Regions from separate parts of the Homo sapiens genome. Here all the other regions are linked to region 1. Evidence: chromatin contacts called from ENCODE Hi-C or POLR2A ChIA-PET data. All regions are on one chromosome and are shown on one strand. The core of a region is the stretch at or near the end of the contact, and the rest is flanking DNA. Distances in the headings are between cores, read along the strand shown. Region 1 holds the start of FXN (frataxin). Region 2 overlaps LOC124902177 (a long non-coding RNA gene). Region 3 has its middle 71 kb from the start of ENTREP1. Region 4 holds the start of ENTREP1 (endosomal transmembrane epsin interactor 1).

Region 1 (3,297 bases), core at 426-2,925:
TTGGGCGATCTTGGCTTAATGCAACCTCTGCCTCCCGGGCTCAAGCGATTCTCCTGCCGCAGCCTCTGGAGTAGCTGGGATTACAGGCGCGCGACACCACGCCCGGCTAACTTTTCTTTATTTTCTTCTTCTTCTTCTTCTTTTTTTTTTTTTTTTGTATTTTTTAGTAGATACTGGGTTTCACCATGTTGGCCAGGTTAGTCTTGAACTCCGGACCTCAGGTGATCCACCTTCCTAGGCCTCCCAAAGTGCTGAGATTATGGGCATGAGCCACCGCGTCCTGCCAGGAAATCCATTTTCTAAGTCCTAACTTTTAAGCACTGGCAACCAATCCCAAAGTTTCTTCAAACACAATGTGGGCCAAATAACACGTGTGGGAAGTTCAAGCCTAAAGTACAAACTCCGGAGAGCAACACAAATATGGCTTGGACGTGGCCTGCCTCTTTCATCTCCCCTAATACATGCGGCGTACCAGCCACTCTGAAGGGATCCCCTTCCGCCTTCCTGGCCTTTGCCCAGACGGTTCCCTCCTCGTGAAACACCCTCTACCACTTCCTTGGCATCTTCAAGACCCTCATTAAATACCATGTCCTCCCCTTGAGGAATCTTCCTCATCCCCACAGCCATTCTTTGGGTTTCCTCCTTTCAAGCCGTGGCGTAACTGGGTCAGATATTTCTTTGTACCCCCCAAAGGAAGAAAGGGGAACTAATTTGAAGTTCTGAAGACTTTATCTATGTTATTCCCATTTAATCCTCACACCAGGTCCGCAAAATGGGCGTCACCTTTATCTTCTCCCTACAGAAAACAAAGCCACGTCTCAGAGAGGTTAGGGGAATCCCCCAAGGTCACACAGCTCTGCGGAGTGGGGCAGAATCTGGAATAAAGGTCGGGTCAGTTTCCAAAAGCCAGGGCCCCTGCTGCTCTAGCTATTCTGCAGCTCTGAAAGTTTCACCTCGTTCCAGGAAAGCATTTCGTTCAAAAAAATCCAGCCTTGAAAATATTAGGTGTGCGCGCGCCCGTGCGCGCAAACACACACACACAACACACACGCTATATACAGATACACACAGACACACACATTATGTGTATGTATATACTAGCAGATACCATCTATTAATATTACTGAAACAAGTTATCGCAGAGAAGTGACAAGCATGGAGACAGCCGCACACCCCTCGGAACCGGTCCCCTCCACCAGCCTGCCCTGCCTTCGCCCGTGCCTTGACCCGCAGTCGCACCGCAGGACAAAATGTCCCCTTTTCCTTCGGAAAGCAGAAGCCAGTGTAAATGCAACCGGGAGAACCAGAGAAGGGAGTTGCAAGGCCGCTTCCGCCGGGCCGCCCTGAGAAGGAGCGGGGTGAGCTAGTCCAGCGCGCGTACCCGGAGCGACCCCGGCGTGCGCGGCGCCTCCCTGCGCAGGCGTGCGGCGTGCGGCCCGCGGCGTGCGGCCCGCGGCTGTTCCCGGCGCGGATACTTACTGCGCGGCGGGGCGTGCAGGTCGCATCGATGTCGGTGCGCAGGCCACGGCGGCCGCAGAGTGGGGCCAACTCTGCCGGCCGCGGGACCCGGGTGAGGGTCTGGGCCTGGGCTGGGCTGGGTGACGCCAGGAGGCCGGCTACTGCGCGGCGCCCGAGAGTCCACATGCTGCTCCGGGTCTGCCGCCCGCTCCGCCCTCCAGCGCTGGGTGCTGCGGCGACCCCTGGTGGCCACTGGCCGCAGGCACTCTTCTGTGGGGGAGCAGCTAGAGGTTAGACCTCAGGAAGAACTTCCCAGCTTAGCACTATTCGTGCATTTAACAAAAATGGAGAGCCTGCTTTGTGCAAAGCACGGAGTGCAACCAGGACCCCTGACCCAAGGGAGACTGCAGCCTGGTGGCCCGCCGCTTCTAAAATTCTAAACAGGAGGAACTTGGGAGCTGCTGTCTTGCTGGGAAGTGGGTGCATGCACAAATTGAGGCTGCTTGGCCGCCGGTATGGGTTTACAGCAGTTGGGTATGTGGGGCCAGGAGACGGATGCCTTGTGTAAATCTGTACTCTGCCCACTTCCTAGCTGTGTGACCAGAGGGCAAGTTAATTAACCTCTCTGTGCCTTGTTTATAAAATGCGTTTTATAAAAGTTCCTACTTCATAGGATTGTGGTAAGGATAAAATGAGTTAAGCCCTGTAAAGTTTTTTTTGGACAGGGCATGTTCCTGTTAAGTGCACAATAAATATTGTTAATAGATTTTATTGATTGATTGATTGATTGAGACGGAGTCTCGCTCTGTCGCCCAGGCTGGAGGGCAGTGGTGCGATCTCGGCTCACTGCAAGCTCTGCCTCCCGGTTTCACGCCATTCTCCTGCCTCAGCCTCCCGAGTAACTGGGACTACAGGCGCCCGCCACCATGCCTGGCTAATTTTTTGTATTTTTTTTTTTTTTTAGTAGAGACGGGTTTCACCGTGTTAGCCAGGATGGTCTCGATCTACTGACCTCGTGATCCACCCGCCTCATTTATTTGTTTGTTTGAGACAGAGTCTCACTCTGTTGCCCAGGCTGGAGTGCAGTGGTGTGGTCCTGGCTTACTGCAACTTCTCCCTCCCGGGCTCAAGCAGTCTTCCCATTTCAGCCTTCCAAGTAGCTGGGACTACAGGTGTGCACCACCACACCCAGCTAGTTTTTGTATTTTTTGTAGAAAGGGGGTTTCGCTATGTTGCCCAGGGTGGTCTTGAACTTCTAGGCTCAAACGATCTGCCCGCCTGGGCCTCACAAAGTGCTGAGACGACAGGCGTGAGCCACCGTGCCTTGCCTATTGTTGATAGATTTTAAAAGAGAATTTTATTTCTGTTACATATTACAAAGGGATGCAAATTGTGAAAGTTTTCTTCACATTTTATATATGCTTTAGAGGATGTCAAATGTGAGCCGAGTGTGGTAGTGCATGCCTGTGATCTCAGCTACTCAGGAGGCTGAGGCGGGAGGATCACTTGAGCCTGGGAGCTCAAGGCTGCAGTGAGCTATGATTGTGCCTGTGAATAGCCACAGCATTCCAGCCCGGCCATCATAGCAAGATACTGTCTTAAAAAAAAAGAAAATGTCAGTTGTGTACACTTTCCATGGCAGAGAAGATGGGAAGGTACTAAAGTTCTTCCAAAGCCACTTTGTGAATCGTGAAGAGAGACATGTTTACATACTTAGGATGCTAAATGACAAGTGTCAAGAGGAATGTAAACTAACAGGTGTGAGTGTTGAGTGGGAGATTTATATAGAGCTAGGGATGGGGGAATCAAGGAAGTATTCATGGAAGAAGTGGTGTTGGC
Region 2 (3,297 bases), core at 573-3,072, 380 kb before region 1:
ATATCCAGAATCTACAGTGAACTCAAACAAATTTACAAGAAAAAAACAAACAACCCCATCAGAAAGTGGACAAAGGATATGAACAGACACTTCTCAAAAGAAGACATTTATGCAGCCAAAAAAACACATGAAAAAATGCTCATCATCACTGGCCATCAGAGAAATGCAAATCAAAACCACAATGAGATACCATCTCACACCAGTTAGAATGGCGATCACTAAAAAGTCAGGAAACAACAGGTGCTGGAGAGGATGTGGAGAAATAGGAATGCTTTTACACTGTTGGTGGGACTGTAAACTAGTTCAACCATTGTGGAAGTCAGTGTGGCGATTCCTCAGGGATCTAGAACTAGAAATACCATTTGACCCAGCCATCCCATTACTGGGTATACACCCAAAGGATTATAAATCATGCTGCTATAAAGACACATGCACACGTATGTTTATTGCGGCACTATTCACAATAGCAAAGACTTGGAACCAACCCAAATGTCCAACAATGATAGACTGGATTAAGAAAATGTGGCACATATACACCATGGAATACTATGCAGCCATAAAAAAGGATGAGTTCATGTCCTTTGTAGAGACATGGATGAAGCTGGAAACCATCATTCTCAGCAAACTATGGCAAGGACAAAAAAACTAAACACCGCATGTTCTCACTCATAGGTGGGAATTGAACAATGAGAACACATGGACACAGGAAGGGGAACATCACACACTGGGGACTGTTGTGGGGTGGGGGGATGGGGGAGGGATAGCATTAGGAGATATACCTAATGTAAATGACGAGTTAATGGGTGCAGCACACCAAGATGGCACATGTATACATATGTAACAAACCTGCACGTTGTATACATGTACCCTAACACTTAAAGTATAGAAATAATAAAATTTTAAAAAAAAAAGTGATTAAAAAAAAACCACTCACCATTCCAACCAAGCTCACTAACAGTTATGATAAGAACTAACATTCTTTGAGCACCTATAAGATGCCAGGCAAATGAGCTGCATAGGCTCTAGCACTTAACTGCACAGCAATATCACAGAGCAGGTATTATCCCCATTTTACTGATGAAGAAACTGACCTCACATGTGCTAGGTAATTTGCCCAAAATCCCAGAGTGATGACACAAACTTCATTCTGTCTTGTACTTTCCCATCCCCTCTTCCCTGAGGAGCCTGTGATCAGGGGTGAGACCCACAGGTACCCAGGTAGCTGAAATATCAGGCAGACTGCTCAGCACAAATGACATCTCAGGGAGAAGATGAACAGAACCTGCAGGGAGCTTGGGGAAGGTGGATGGAGCTGCGGGAGCCAGGTGGGCAGCCTCCGGGGAGCAGGGGCCAGGGAGAGGGATGATTTGGCCGTGGGGAGCACAGCCAACCCAGTTTGACAGGAAAGGTAGGCTAGAGTTAGACATGGGGCCCAAGGGACCAAGTCCATTTTCAGTTCCATTTTATTCTATTTCACTCTTGACTAAAGAAGAGCTCTGGGTGATGGCAGCTGGAAACTGCTGTTCATTGCTCGCTTGCGTTCTCACCCTTCAGCCTTCCTTCCCAGAAAGAAGCTTCGGAGCACTGCTTGGTGCCAGCCACGGTGCTGGGAGCTGCGGATGCAAGGACCGTGGCGATCGTTCCATGGCTGTTAGCCACGATGATTCTAGGAGCCTCGGTGGCCCACGTCCTAGGCTGGAGTCCCCATAGGCTACTGGGACTCGCCCTGCTTGGAAGTGGACGAGGCGTTTCTCCGGCCCTGGCTCTCCTGGCCTTCTCCAGCCCAATGTGTGACCCGCTACAGCCACCTGGTGGGCCGCGGGGGAATACAGCAACGATTTCAATAAACCCCAGGACATAGGCCCTGCCGGGAAAGGAGTCTGGGGCCTGGCATGGTCTAGATTCCCTCCCCAAGGACTGCCCAGTCCCCTTCCCCCTCCATCCTCAGTTCCCTTTAGTAATAGAGAAAGCCGTCCCCCGTGTTCTCTCGGCTGATCTATAGTAGGCGAGGGTGGGCATGGAATAAAACGACCGCTTCTGCTGCTTTACTCCTCAGGTTATTTCCATTCGAAATTAGTTAGGCAGGGAGGAGACATCAGGCTGGAGCCCAGAGGCAGGAGGGAAGCGCCCACCGACCCCACCCCGCGTTCCAAAACGTTCCCTCCAGCGCAGCGTCTCCCAATAGCCGGGATCCTGGGGGTCCCAGCCAATCTGATGGGGGTCGCGTTTTTCCCGGCCTGGGACGCGGGAGGCTCCATTCTGCACCAGAAGCGGGGAGGGCCAAGGGAGACATGAGCACAGCTGGCTCGAGTGGCTCGTGGAGTTAGCCTGCAGCCGCCTCTCTGGTGGGCGCTGGATCCCCACAAGCCCCCAGGGGAAAACGGTCTACGCCTCTTAGACCCGCACCTTCGCCAGCAGAACCGGAACTGCCACTGCTGCTAGGAGAAAGTCTTGGACAATAATCGCGACGTCCAGGCCACACAGGCCATAAACCGCCACGGGAGCAGCGAGCGCCCTGAGTAGCGCAGCCCCCCGCTCCCCAGGAGGTGGGAACCACGCTGGAACCAGCAAGCCCAAGCTCTGCGCCTTCGCGGCGAGATCTGACGGCCCTAGTGGCCCCCATCCTCCCGTCGGCCGGAGACCGGACCCGGTTACCACCACCTCCCCGCAATTTCTAGTCTCTAAATTATGCTGTCCCCGAAAACAAAGAAAGTGACCAAGAAATAATGTGAAAATGTTACCAAGAGAGTTTACTATTGAAAGAAGTCTAGCCATCAAATAAATGTCTTTTACTAAACGATGAATAAATCTGATGGTCTTTTTGTGGTAAATGGAATGTTTAGGTTCTTAGATTATGGTCATTCAGTCAGCAAACATCTGACTGCGGTTAATTCTGTGACGGGAGCTGAGAAGACCTCACTGAACAAAATCCCTGCTTTCCTGCTATTTATATATATTCCAGCGAGGGAGACAAAAAAATCAAGTTAAATAAGTAAAAGAGATAGTTAAATTAAGTTGTGGAGCGTGCGAAGAGAAAAAAATAGGGAAAAGATAAGAGTTCTAGAGGGATGTATTTGGAGAGGGCAGCCAGAAAAGCCCTCACTGAGAAGGGTACACTGGAGTCAAGACTTGAAGGAGTTGAGAGGGCAAAACAGACAGGGAAAACAGACAGGCGGCTGGCAGGTGCAAAGGCCCTGAGGCAAGAACTCCTAGGCCTCTTCCAGGAAGTGAGGAGAGCAGAGGGAGGGAGGGTGAGAGGGAGAGGGGAAGAGGTCCTGAATTGAGAGACAACACTAG
Region 3 (3,297 bases), core at 521-3,020, 360 kb before region 1:
TGTTAGGGCAAAACAGAGATCCTGCCAGCTGTTGGAATGAAAGGAGCGTTTTTCTTTAGACAGTGACAAGCCTGAGGCAAGGGACACAGTGTCATGAGAGTTCCCACTCAGAAACGGAGATGCTCCTTGGAGTCGGACACACTCACCCCTTGACCAAACTTGAGTAAGGCTCCTCTGAGTCCTCTTTTTCTTTTTTTGATGTTTTTTGTTGTTGTTGTTGGTTGTTTTGTTTTGTTTTTTGGTGTTGGTTTTTTTTTTTGTATTTTTGAGAAAGTGTCTCACTCTGTCACCCACGTTGGAGTGCAGTGGAATCATGGCTCGCTGCAGCCTCAACCTCCTGGGCTCAAGTGATCCTCCAACCTCAGCCTCCTGAGTAGCTGGGACTACAGACATGTACCACGCGTGGCTAATTTTTACACTTTTTTGTAGAGATGGGGTCTCACTATGTTGCCCAGTCTGGTCTTGAACTTCTGGACTCAAGTGATCCTCCCACCTCAGTTTTCAAAGTGTTGGGATTATGGGCATGAGCTATTGCACCCTGCCTGAGTCCTCTTTCTGACTCTTGGACTCTTAGTCCAGTTTTAGCAAGAATTCTGCTGAGTCAGTTTAGCAAAAATCTCCTATCCTTGGTATCTGATCACATTCCTCATTCCCTACCCTGATAGCTTATCACCCTGGCCTGCCTTCAGCAAGAATCCTAGTGACTTGGTGTATCAAGAATTGCCCCAGCCCTCACGTTTCCTCTTAGTACTTTTCTATCTACTGACCCCAACATTGCTCCTTGGCTGTATAAATCTCCACTTGTCCTGCTATGTTTGGGGTTGAGTCTGACCTTTCTCCCCTATTGCAGAACCCCACTGCGGTGGCTCCTGCTTGAATAAGTCTTCCTTACCATCTTTTTTTTTTTTTTTTTGAGATGGAGTCTCGCTCTATTCGCTCTATCGCCCAGGCTGGAGTGCAGTGGCACAATCTTGGCTCACTGCAACCTCCACCTCCTGAGTTCAAGCAATTCTCCTGTCTCAGCCTCCCAAGTAGCTGGGATTACAGGCACCCATGATCACACCCGGCTAATTTCTGTATCTTTAGTAGAGACGGGGTTTCACCATGTTGACCAGGCTGGTCTCAAACTCCTGACCTCAGGTGATCCACCTGCCTCGGCCTCCCAAAGTGCTGGAATTACAGGTGTGAGCCATGGTGCTCGGCCCGTTACCATCTTTAACAATAGTCAGGAATAACTTTTCATCAAGAATTCCCAGGATGGTGAACCATCTGCCACGTGAGCCTGTTTGATAATCAGGGATGAGGGAGCCTTCACGCCAGCCTCTGAGAAACCAGGCGTGTACCTGTTGGTCTCAAAGTCACCCTCTCTTGGCTCCTCCTCCTTGCTGGAGCCTTGGCACGGTTCAGCAGCCAAGAGGAAAATGGCTTTGCATTTGTAATTTGTGATTTGTGTGTCCCCTCTTCCTGCTCTGCATTCTACCCTCAGCCCCTGGCCCACAGCCTGGTACCCTGGAGCTCCATAAATACCTGTTGAGTGAATGAGAGGATGAAGGCTTCTGCAGAGAGAGAGTGGAAGAAAAGTGGCGTCTTTTGACTTCGGACTTGGCTTTCCTTGCAGAGGCCTCAGGGAGGAACAACACGGAAACAAAGATGGCCTTGTCCTGGGCCCTTCCCTCCCTGCCCCACTGTCCTCCTCTGCATCCTACAGCAGCCTGGGGGGAGGTGGAAATGGGCCCCTTTGTTCTGCTTCCAGAATTCCACTCCCACTGGGTGGAGGCCTGGCTGCAGCCCCCTCCTTCCTCTGCCAGTTCTTCCTAATCCTGAGCGACTCGCCAAAGCCTTGGATCTTCACACCGTGGGTCTCGCTGTGAGGACGGGCCTAAGCTCACAGGTAGCCTCAGAGACAGATACGGGTGCAGAGGGAAGAGGGGGTCCCCACCTGTTACCTCCCAGTCCTCTTCATCAGTGTCCCCAGGACCTATCACACAGGACAAATGAAACTGGGAGACGCCGTCTAGAGTGGGAACCCAGGTGAACACTAATCCAGTGTGGGCTGCAGACCTGTTTTTCCCTGGTCCCTGACATGAGTAAATTCAGAAAATGAGGGTAAGTGCTTTGAGATGTTAACATGATAGAGTACTTTACTTTTATGACTATTGAATCAAATAACTTTTCAAGGGTTTTAATGGATTATCAGACCATGGAAAGATACAGGAAACTTGAATGCATATTACTAAGTGAAAGAAGTCAGTCTGAAAAGGCTGTATAGTATCTGATTCCAACTGTGTGACATTCTGGAGAAAGCAAAACTATGGAGACTGTCAAAGGACCAGTGGTTGTCAGGAGTTAGGGGAGAGAGGCATGACTGGGTAGAGCACAGAGGATTTTAGGGCAGTGGAACTACTCTGTATACTACTACAGTGGTGGATACAGGTCATCATGCATTGTTCAAATTCATGGAATGGACGACACCAAAGGTTAACTCCAGCCAGAAGTGCTGGTCTCTTACCCCTGCCCCATTCTTAGCACTGGGCCTCAGTTTCCTTTCCTGCAAATTGAGGGGGTAGCATGATCTGACCTACCCAATTAGACAGTTCAGCAAATGTCTGGTTCTTTTGACAAATACAGGCAGCGTCTGGAAATTAGGGGCCATAGACTCCTCCTCCAAACCTCACCATCAAGATGCTCCAATGAAAGCAGGTCTTGGGCAATTCTGCCAGCCAGCCATGCTCATTGGCAAGGCTGCACAAAACAGTTTGTAAGCTTGGGGAAGTCCTAGCTGTCCTCAGATTCTCAGATACGTAGCTTGCTTGAAAGGTTGGGGTTCTGAAGGAGCAGCTTGAATCTCAGTCCATCCTGTGACAATCTCACAAAGTGGGGACCAGATTCTGATGCCTCATTGGGACAGAGGCAACAATGACTATGCAGTGCTCCTAGCTGGCCACATGTTGTGAACATTATTTACTTCACCAGTGAAAACTTATTTCAAACATCCCTTATGCTAATTAATCAACCCTCTGGTATAATTTTGATAACCACATTTGAAATGCTTTGTTAAAACCACTGGACTATGGATTCCTAAGGAACTCCAAAGGCGAAACAGCTGCCCTCGCTATATATGTTCAGTTAACCTATGAGCATGTGTATCATTATTAATGCTTAAGTATTTAAAAGTATATTACTACCCAGATGAACTAGGAAGGAGATAAATCACATGACTTCTGAGTTCCCTCCCATGCTAAATATATGTAAACTATTGTTATATATATATATGTTTCTGTGTTTTTTTTTTTTACT
Region 4 (3,297 bases), core at 393-2,892, 290 kb before region 1:
TGTGGTGGCTCATGCCTCTAATCCCCACACTTTGGGAGGCCGAGGCAGGAGGATCGCTTGAGCTCAGGAGTTGGAAACCAGCCTGGGCAACATGGGGAAACTCTGTCCCTTAAAAATAAAAATTAAAAATTAAAAAAAAAAGATATAAAGAGAGGTTATTTACTGTGCTCATCTTCCATAGTCATTCCACAAAGATGTGTTTCCAAGTCTCTCAACACCCAGAAAACGTCAAGGGGTTGGATGCCTTGGAAATTGTGAGATTGTTAGGAGGCAGGGGGGAGTGGCCACCCGGTGTCCATAGATACTGGCTGGCAGCAGCTTTTCTCTGAAGTTGGGCACTCTTTGGCCCCAGGCTCAGCGTTCCCGGTTGGAGGAGGGAGGAGTGGGTCCTGTAGAGCAGACATCTCTAGCTAGCTGCTGGGCACTCCAGGACTTTTGGCCAGCTCATCCATAATGACAGGTCCCGGTTCTCACAAACTGAATTCTGCACAGCAGCCTGCATGGCTCCAGGAACCCAGTGGGGTTAAGGCCTTCCTTTAATGACCAGGTACAAGCGCCAGTTCACACACACCCCCTCATTACCTCCTGAACTCGTCTGGGGGTCGAGCCACCCTACACATTTCACATTTACGTGTGTCTTAATGCAGAATAAAACAAGCGATGTGCCCCAGTCAAACTGTCCCATCTCACAAATACACCTACTATGTGCCAGGCATTCTTGATACATCAGTGAACAAAAATGATCAAAATCCCTGCCCTCCCAGCACAGACGTTGTCAGTGCAGCAAATACTCAATAACCAAAAGAAGTTTAATCATTTTCCTCCCACTTTCCTGCCACCCACACCCTGTCCTTCCAATCTCCCAAAGAGCTGGGTGTCTTTAATTCTATTAGCTTGACAGGGAAAATAAAATTCTTCAGCCTGCGCGCAACAGACACTACCCAGGTGCAACCCAATTCACCCCTGAACTCGACCGTCGCGGAACATTTTTCTCCAGCCTCCAAAAACTTCAGGTGGCGTGAGGCTCCCCCAACTGCAGCCCTGGAGGCCAACAAAGGGGCAATGGAGAGGAACGACCAGAGCCCCCTATCACCGGGATGACCGGGCGAACGGGGCGCGCGCGCGGTACTCACCGAGGAGCCGGCCCAGAACGGGCACGAGTTCTTCACCTGCGGGGAGCTGCTCAGCGACAGCGCCCCGAAGCTGAGCGCCACCATGCAGCAGCCCAAGATCAGCTGAAGCAGCCCAAGTGACAGCAGCGGGCGGGCGGGCAGCAGCGCGGAGCCCGGGGCCGCGGCGGCAGCGGCGGCGACTGCCCGGCGGGAGGAGAGCGCCGGCGGCGCGGCCAGCACCCCGGCAGCAGCGGTGGCCGCGCAGCGAGGCCGCGACGGGGGCTGCAGCGCGCCCCGGGGCCAGCGCGGCCGCAGCGGGGGCAGCGGCGGCTCCTGAGCGGCGGCGGCAGCGGCGCCCGGGCCCCCGGCCTGCGGCCCACCCGAAAGCCCAGCCACGGGGCAGCAGGAGCCCGGGAGCACCACGGGCAGGGACATGGACGGACGGGGAAGGGTGCGGCCGGGTGCGGCCGGCTGCGGCGGGCAGAGGACGCGGAGCGGAGCCGAGCCGAAGGCGCAGCACACTGGGCACTGCAGACGGGCTCCGAGGCCGAGGGGGAGGGAAGGAAATGCGCACGGCCCAACCACTTGCTGCCGCCGCTGCCGCTGCCCTGGCTCCAGCCGGCCGCACCCACCTGCCGCCTGGCGGGTCCGCCTCCCGCTGGCCCTGGGCGCACCCTCACTCTCACCCACGCGCACTCCGTGCTCGCGCTGTGCCGGGGCAAGTGCGCCACAGCCTCAGGGTCCCCGCCGAACCTGCGCCGGCTTCCTGGGGTCCTGGGAGGGTGCCCTGCCCCAAATATTTAAGTAAGTCCCTCGAGGTGGGAGGCACCTCACGGCCAGGACACGTCAGCGCCGGCCACCGAGAGTCTCAGCGTCTGTCCCCACCCGCCGAGCTGGGGCTAGAGAAGAGCGAGGAGCCTTCTCTGTCCAGCCACGAGAGAGGCCCTGGCGCGCTTTAGTGAGAAGGGGGCCCGCCCTTAAACTTTTGCCCAAGGAGGGGGATGCCTGGAGGAGGGGCTTTGGGGCGACTCGATGGGAAGAGGTGTAAGCCAAGGACTTCGGGAAGGACGACGCCGAGCGCAGTTACCGCTCACAGGGCGCAGGACGTGCCTACCTCGCATCGGCGCGGGAGTGCTTTCCCGGCATCTCGGTAGGAGCGGGAATGAAAGGACTGGGTTACCTTGGAAGCATCCAGCATCCGTAAAGAAAGTACCCGGGGCAGCCCGGAGTGCATGGCAAGTGTAACGCTCTGTCCTCTCATTGACTTATGAGCTATATCAGGCATCTATTAGGCATCACCTGATAGAACACGGAACCCCCAAACTTCCGAGGAAATATCCTAATAAAATCCTAAACTACTCTGGTAATTTATGAAAAATCTTTAGAGCAAAAAAAAAAAAAAAAAAAAAAAAAAGATTCCTCTTTGCAAAATGAATTCCCTTAATAATATACTTTTCACCTCGGAAGAATTCTAATGCGTAGAAAGTTTCGTGCCTAAAATGATTATAATGGACTTTTTTTCCTGATAAGAACCAGAGCAGTGTTCTTTGCAGTTAGTCAGTTCCAGTATTAGAAAGCTTATCTTACCATAAGGTATTTAACATCCTCCTACCCAATAAACCAAGAAAAGTATGTGTCAGTTTTTATGCTCTGCTTGTGGAAGCTGGATTTATATTGGTCGTTACACTTTAACCCAATGTAATATACTGTCAATGTGCCCAAGTTTACATGCACACTTCTTAAATTATTAAAGCACTTGTCTTTAATGGTGCCTAGGACTTCCTTTACAGACTGCTCCCATGAATAAATTCAAATTCTGGAGGAAAAGGGAAATGTCTTTCAAAATAAGTGTTTAAAGTCTGTTGATTCATGCAGGGGTTTTTTGTTTTGTTTTGTTTTGTTTGAGATGGTGTCTCGCTCTGTTGCCCAGGCTGGAGTGCAATGGCGTGATCTCGGCTCACTGCAACCTCCGCCTCCCGGGTTCAAGCGATTCTCCTGCCTCAGCCTCCAGAGTAGCTGGGACTACAGGTGCCCGCCACCACACCCAGCTAATTTTTATATTTTTTAATAGAGACGGGGTTTCACCATGTTGGCCAGGATGGTCTGGATCTCTTGACCTCGTGATCCGCCCGCCTCGGCCTCCCAAAGTGCTGGGATTACAGGCGTGAGCCACCGCGCCCGGCTT

Evidence for each region. Hi-C counts contacts between places; a loop is a spot of excess contacts on that map. ChIA-PET counts read pairs that join two places held with the same protein, here RNA polymerase II (POLR2A). Pooled maps may share reads with other maps.
Region 2: a map of PC-9 shows a loop between it and region 1 (5-fold over the local background). The contact joins the enhancer-like site here to the promoter of FXN in region 1. A Hi-C loop is called at or near these places in 1 of 168 maps with a recorded cell type or tissue (PC-9), 1 of 37 single-sample maps with no recorded cell type and 6 of 50 pooled maps.
Region 3: a loop to region 1 is called in a map of aorta, with 4 times the contacts of the local background. The contact joins the enhancer-like site here to the promoter of FXN in region 1. A Hi-C loop is called at or near these places in 3 of 168 maps with a recorded cell type or tissue (PC-9, aorta and ascending aorta) and 6 of 50 pooled maps.
Region 4: a loop to region 1 is called in a map of mammary epithelial cell, with 4 times the contacts of the local background. The contact joins the promoter of ENTREP1 here to the promoter of FXN in region 1. A Hi-C loop is called at or near these places in 4 of 168 maps with a recorded cell type or tissue (HCT116, Right ventricle myocardium inferior, esophagus muscularis mucosa and 1 more) and 13 of 50 pooled maps. POLR2A ChIA-PET finds 5 or more read pairs at or near these places in 1 of 52 experiments (PC-3).

The regions. Positions count from the first base shown.
Region 1 is chr9:69,034,130-69,037,426 of GRCh38, reverse strand. FXN (frataxin) reads right to left here and starts at 1,675. Exons shown (of 5, transcript NM_000144.5): 1 at 1,480-1,675. The coding sequence starts at 1,644. RefSeq lists silencers at 440-734, 1,317-1,786 and an enhancer at 1,107-1,156.
Region 2 is chr9:69,411,341-69,414,637 of GRCh38, reverse strand. It overlaps LOC124902177 (a long non-coding RNA gene), which reads left to right. Exons shown (of 2, transcript XR_007061568.1): 2 at 1,555-2,804. Among named protein-coding and RNA genes, the nearest start is that of ENTREP1, 88 kb to the right of the region's middle. Within about 2 kb of position 1,822, at least 3 of the 41 ENCODE cell types and tissues checked have a DNase peak (open chromatin) inside an H3K27ac peak, as active enhancers do.
Region 3 is chr9:69,394,263-69,397,559 of GRCh38, reverse strand. No RefSeq gene overlaps it. Among named protein-coding and RNA genes, the nearest start is that of ENTREP1, 71 kb to the right of the region's middle. Within about 2 kb of position 1,770, at least 2 of the 41 ENCODE cell types and tissues checked have a DNase peak (open chromatin) inside an H3K27ac peak, as active enhancers do.
Region 4 is chr9:69,323,560-69,326,856 of GRCh38, reverse strand. ENTREP1 (endosomal transmembrane epsin interactor 1) reads right to left here and starts at 1,642. Exons shown (of 11, transcript NM_001347995.2): 1 at 1,134-1,642. The coding sequence starts at 1,547.